Linked DNA regions of Homo sapiens: region 2 is linked to region 1. The links are chromatin loops, found by intact Hi-C in ENCODE. Cell type or tissue: PC-9. All regions are shown on one strand. Each heading gives the region's core, and the rest is flanking DNA. Links, peaks and the distances in the headings are about the cores only. Region 1 has its middle 16 kb from the start of SHISAL1. Region 2 holds the start of LINC01656 (long intergenic non-protein coding RNA 1656).

What was found. A loop is a pair of places that touch in the nucleus more often than their neighbours do. Peaks named below come from ENCODE experiments on the same cell type or tissue, not always from the same donor. Only the 100,000 strongest peaks of a DNase experiment are listed, where the experiment ranks them.
Region 2: it touches region 1 in a loop (4-fold over the local background); 1 of 110 quality-filtered maps calls a loop at or near these places.

Annotation. Positions count from the first base shown.
Region 1 is chr22:44,327,669-44,330,569 of GRCh38, reverse strand. It overlaps a transcript of SHISAL1 not described here. Among named protein-coding and RNA genes, the nearest start is that of SHISAL1, 16 kb to the right of the region's middle. In PC-9, for the core only: no CTCF peak of the experiment used is centred there; a DNase peak (open chromatin) is centred at 1,209; H3K4me3 peaks cover 504 bases.
Region 2 is chr22:44,443,200-44,446,100 of GRCh38, reverse strand. It overlaps LINC01656 (long intergenic non-protein coding RNA 1656), which reads right to left and starts at 2,774. Exons shown (of 3, transcript NR_109966.1): 1 at 2,700-2,774; 2 at 2,310-2,459; 3 at 1,313-1,717. RefSeq lists enhancers at 715-1,444, 1,445-2,174. In PC-9, for the core only: CTCF peaks have their summits at 949 and 1,161 (motif pointing right); DNase peaks (open chromatin) are centred at 220 and 570; H3K4me3 peaks cover 805 bases; H3K27ac peaks cover 1,345 bases.

The DNA of each region.
Region 1 (2,901 bases), core at 194-2,693:
CCCTAGGGTCTCCCCCACTCTTGCTAGCTGCCCCAGCCTCACCCCTGGGGCCATCCGACAGGGAAGGGGAGTTATGTAATCTGCGGGAGAGCACCTCTGGGGATGCCTCTTTGTGTCTCCCCTACCTCTCTGGGCCTCCTGAGCCTGTTTTAAGTGATTGCACCTGTCACTTAAAGGCATCCCAGCCTAGGATGGGAAGAACACGAAGTGCCCCACACAGGGACTCTCTGGGGGTGGCCTCCAGCCCCCTCTCCACGGCTGTGTGACCTTGACCAAGGCTCCTGAGGCTTCCCAGCCCGTTTCCTCATCTGGAAGATAGAATGGCAGCCATGCCCACCACCAAAGGCTGCTGTGAGCTCACTCTGAGAAACCCCTGTCGGTTCCCACTGAGCATTGGTGGCTGTGTGACCCCAGGCAGCTGTCCACATGTCTCTGGACCTCAGTTTACTAGACTATAAAATGAGGGCCCTGCTCTGGGCATTGTCTAAAGTGTTTTCTGTCAGTAATGTCCTGTGAATCTCGCTGCTGGCTGGCTGTGCCTGAAATACCATCAAGTTCAGCTCTGTTCAGACCCAGACTGATGAGAAGTCCCTCCCTCCATCACCCTTTGTTTCCTCGCCTGGTTCTGATTGTCCAAACCTTGCTGGGAATCAGATGGTCCAGGGGTAACCATTGGGACTTTTCACCTACTGGTAGGCTTCAGCTTCGGTGAGAAGTGTCATTCAAAAGCAGAATTCAAATAACCTTCAGGTCCTGGTGTCAACCAGTACAATCTCCATGCCGGTCACGGTTGCCTAGAATTGGGGGGTCGCTCCCCATCCCCTGAATCTGTGACTGCTCAGTGCGGGACACTTCTCTGCAAGCACCTCGTCTCCCCAGAGAGGCTGTCTGCTGTGCCTGTTCTGGCAAGAGATGACCAGGAAGTTCTGCAACCAGGCAGCCCCGGCCCCTCTTGTGGCTGAAACTGAAAGCCCCAGGCAAGGGTTTCTGACAGTTTCTTTCTTTAATGTCATCTTCACGCTGCGTTCCTGGCACTGTCTCAGGCATCTGGGAGGTATGGACTGATGAAGAGGGGTGAGGGGAGCAGTTTGGCTTAGAGCCGCGCGTGTGTGTGTGTGTGTGTGTGTGTCCCATTCTCGCTCTCCTGAGCCACCCAGCCTGGAGCTTATCAGGGCAGGTGGACCAGATGAGAGGGGTAGGGGGCAGGGCCAGTGCTGCTCACTCAGACCTGTGAGTCAGTGAGTGACAAAGAAAGCGAGCGGGACCTGCCCAGAGTGAGACCAGCTGAGAGCCACTCCCAGTTACCGGTCATCCATCCATCCATCCCTTCACTCCCCTTCTTCAGCCAACTCCCCGAGCCCCCATGCCTGTGCTGAAGGGCCTCGGCTCACCCTTGGCACTCTCAAGGAAGCAGAGGAGGAAGTGACCCTGGACAAGCCAGCAGAGCTGGAGGCATCCCTAGGTCAGGTCATGAGGCAGTGGGGAGCTCCTGGGGGTGGGGAAGTGCACGTGCGGTAGGCACCTGTCCTTTGGAGCCTGGGAGAGGTTGGGGCCAGGGGAGCTTGGTCCAGAATGACAGGCGTGAATCAGCTAGAGGAAGGGGGAGATGTTCTGGGCAGGGACCCTCTGTGGGCAGAGATGCAGACACAGCAGGGCGGCTGAAGCCTTCTGGACCTGCGGGTCTGGGAGGTGGCTGCAGACCTGGAGGGCTGGGGGATGGAGCAGGGCCAGGGCAGGAGACAACACTACCCCCAGCTTGAGTGAGGGTTTGAATAGCAGGGTGGGGCAGGGAGGAGGGGAGGGTGGCCAGGTTCGGAGCTTAGACAGCTTCTGGGTGGGCTGCCCATGGTTGAGGTGGGCACAGGGAGAGGCAGTTTGGGCCAAGAAGGTGAATCTGATTTCCAGTTCCCTAGGACAATTGGCCAAGCCCTCTCCAGCCCCACCCCAAAGGCCACACTGCAAGAGGGTTGCCTCATGCCCAGGCCCTTGGCTTCTGGGGCGGGTTGGGGGGCGGTGGCATGTAGACAGCAGGTCTGGCCACTTCAGCTGTCTGTGTCCACAGTACAGGACTTCACCGAACAGGCTCACAATTGCACCCTCCACAGCACTAGGGTTGCACTTGGCAGTGACAGCCCGAAGGCCTGCCCCGAGCCAGGTACCATGCTGAGCACACTCGGAACCCAGCTTCCCACTTAATCCTCATGCCAATCTTGTCAGTGGCAACTGTGGATTCTGTTGTATAGATGAGAAAACTGGCCCAAAGAGGCTAATAATACATAACCCCACCAGGACCAGGCTCCCAACCACTACACTATACCACCTAGTGAGGGGTGGCAATATAGAGTTCCTAGGACACAGCACCAGGAACCATGAGGGGGCAGGGGCCCCGCAGTCTCACTTTCTAGTCATTATCCTGTTTACTTTCCAATATTACTGACCCAGAGCCTGGCCTGCCTTATGCTTAGATGAAAGCTATCCCCTCCCTTCTTAGGGATGCTTTGCCTCTATTAACCCAGTCTTGGCTGCTTTAGCTTCTCCCCAGTTGACTTGTACAACAGATTCACAGGATCTTAGAGCGAACTGAGAGCCCCTTCCCCAGCGCCCCCAAGAGAGGCTTTTCCCAGCCCAGCTGCTCTTTCAGAAGTTACTGAAACAATTGTCAACCCCTAAGAATAGTGGGGCCTTGTTTCCTAAACACTAAACAGGCAGAGTTCTGGACATCTGAGCCAGGATGAGTGAGGAGGGTGACCCGAGGCCCTGCCCACCCTGGTTATGCCCTCCTGGGGACACCAGGGGACACCCATTCCATAGGCGCTGGTCTCACTCTGCACAGGGCCTGGCAGGAGGGTGGCCCCATCTCTTCCTCCCTCCCTTTTTGCACCCCTTCCCTCCTTCCTGCCT
Region 2 (2,901 bases), core at 104-2,603, 120 kb before region 1:
GCTCTTGGACTCTGGGCCTTCTGCACTGAGCTTTTGTGGGTTTGGTGTTTATTTCTGTTATTGTTATATTTTTCTGGCACCATCAGGGGCTTGAGTCCCCGCTGCGCGATCGTTTGCTGCAGTCCCCGGTTCAGACCGCACAAAGCCCCTCCCTGGCGGAGCATGCTTGTCCCTCACCGTGTCGATGAGTCGTGACTCATGCTACCTTTGCTCTGAATTTAGAGGCAGGGAAAGGCGAGGGAGGAGGAACACCTCGAGCAAAATGCCATTTCGTGTTGGCAGCCAGGCAAGGCAGCCTCTGTCTGCCCAACCGATAGACAGCGGTGGAGTTCTGGGTACAAGCTAAGGATAAAGTTAACATGGGCAGGGGGGAAAAATGCCCTCTTCCAGAACAGACAGCTGGGTCCCAGCAATTCATGCTCCCTGGCTTCCTCCACTGCATGCCATTTGCACGTCCTGGCTGGAGACACGCTTACTCCAGCCTCTCCTGGGGTCAAAGAGGGGGTCATCTGCCTGGCGCGCTGCCTGACACAGAGCAACATCAGGGGCTAATCAGGGGCCGGCAGGTCATTGGCCTAAAATTCTCCTGAGCAGCAGGGTTCCTGAGTGTCTCACCCTGTGCACCTGGAGCCAGTGTGACAAACGGGCCCCTCGGCTATGCCGCCCTCCCACCTCAGCCCACACAGCCTGCCGTCCCTCAGCCTCTGATTCCCGTGCCCGGGGCTGGGTGGTGCTGGGGACACAGAGGAGCCAGCCCCCTGCACTGCCTTTTGGGAGTTCCACAGTCTGGTGGGAACTCGGGCACAGACAGAGATAGTGCAGCTGTAGTGTGGGAGCTCCGTCTGGAAGAGGGCAAGGAGGGCTTCCTGGAGGGGGTGTCAAAGAATAGGTAGCATGAGTAGAAGGAGTAGATTCTCTCTCCCTCTGAACCTGGTTAATTCCTTCCTGACCTTCAGATCCCGGCTCAAACATCACCTCCTCCAGGAAGCCTTCCCTGATCTCACCCACCTGGAATTCACTGTAACAGATGGAAGGGCCCTGCCCCTCTTCTTCCAGGCCCCACTAGCCTGAGCTCCAGGAGGCAGGGACCACATGAGCTTCAGCCCCTGGAGACCCCCCTAGCATCCAGCAGGAGGCAGCATACCGATTATGGGTGCAGGCTCCGTCACTGCCTAACAGCATGGCAAGGAGCTTAGCCTCTCTGGGCCTCTGTTTCCTCTCCTGTAAGATGGGGTTACAAGAGGGCCACCCCCTAGGCCTATTGTGAGACTTCATGGGTAACAGAGGTTGAGGCTGGAGGATAAGGCAAGTGTCTGAAACACGTTAGCGATGTTTATTTACTAGACTAGTGCCTGGCTCAGAGCATGGGCTCTGTAGACACTGGTAGAATACATGCACGGTGCCTTGCTCACTTCATTTATTTATGATCTTCCTCCCTCCCTGGTCTGTGGGCCCTGCGAGAGCAGGGCCGGTGCATTCTCGGTGCCCAGCACAGCCGGCCTGTCATCAGTGCTGCGGGAGGGACAGGAGGGGTACCTGCAGTGAGGCACAGGCCACGCCCCCTGCACGCCGACTGGGTTAATCCTCTACGGCTCAGGGTCCTGCAGGTGACCAAGGTGGAGCTGGGATTTGAAGCCGAGCCTCTGACTCCCAAAGCCAGACGGGTCTAGGTTGTTCTGCTCATTCCAAGCCGGGCCACCGCCTGTATCAGGTTCTCCTGCAATGTTGACGTCAGAAGCCTCTTCATTTACTTGGGGGCCATTACATTAGCAGTGAGGATAACATTACTAAGGTGCACCAAGGGCGGGCCGTGTTCCCTTAGCCTGGCTTTGTTTAAGCCTCCCAGTAATCTGGGGAGAAAAAGTAGGAGAAGGACCGGAATCTTCCATGCAGTGGGCACCCGCCACCCACCAGTCTCCATGAAGATGCCCCATCACCCCCAGGATCTCATTGGAGGCTCACAAAGCGGTTTGTCTGACTACTACTGGAAGCCTGGAAGCACTCACAATACCAGGGCTTGGAAAGCAGCCGACAGAATCATGCATGTGCATGTACACACATGCATGTGTGTGAGTGTGTGTGCACACATGAGCACATATGTGCATGTGTCTGTGTGTGTGCATATGTGCGTGTATGTGCGCAGACACCACCAGCCTCCCTTTGCAGGGGTGCAGTACTGGAGGACCGAGAGGGGCCACACATGCATGCGGCTGGTGGGGGCTGAGCTGAGCATTTCTGTCACTTTCTCCTTCTGGTGACTGTTCCCCTCCCCAGAACAGGAGTCTGGCTCCAGGTACAGCTAGGCCCACCTTGCTTCTCACTGGGGACTGGGACTAGTCAGCCTTGGAGTAACATGACAGGCTCCAGGGTTCCAGTTCCTCGCCATCCTGGCCCCGCAGAGAGACTTCAACTCCAGGAGGATTCTGGACTTTTCTGACAACCCCGGAGACAGCACCTTCCTTCCACAGCCCCAAGAACAGAAAAAAAAAATAGCGCAGACAAAAAAAATAGTTCAGAGAGCCAGTTTCCCCAGCAGGATTCTAAAGGGAAGTTTCATGGCCACCACCGGGGAAGGGAGTTCCTTCCTCCAGGACTGGCCTGAGGCCCTTTCCCCTGCCCTCCCTGCTCCCACCACCTCCCTCTCACTCCCTGCCGCCCTCTGCCTCTTGTATCTCCTCAGCTACCCCTTTCCTTCCTACCCGCCCTTCCCCAGGAGTGGGTGACAGTCCTGGTGGCTGTGTCCTCTGGGCTTGCTGGGCCCACCTTCTCCTTGTGGTCCTGGTCCTGACCCTGCAGCCACCCAGGCAAAGGAGGCCGCCTCGCCCTGTCTGTCATCTAAGGGCCCTCTGGGTGGTCACGTCACCCTGTCACCTGCCTCCAGACCGAGGCCACACAGTGCAG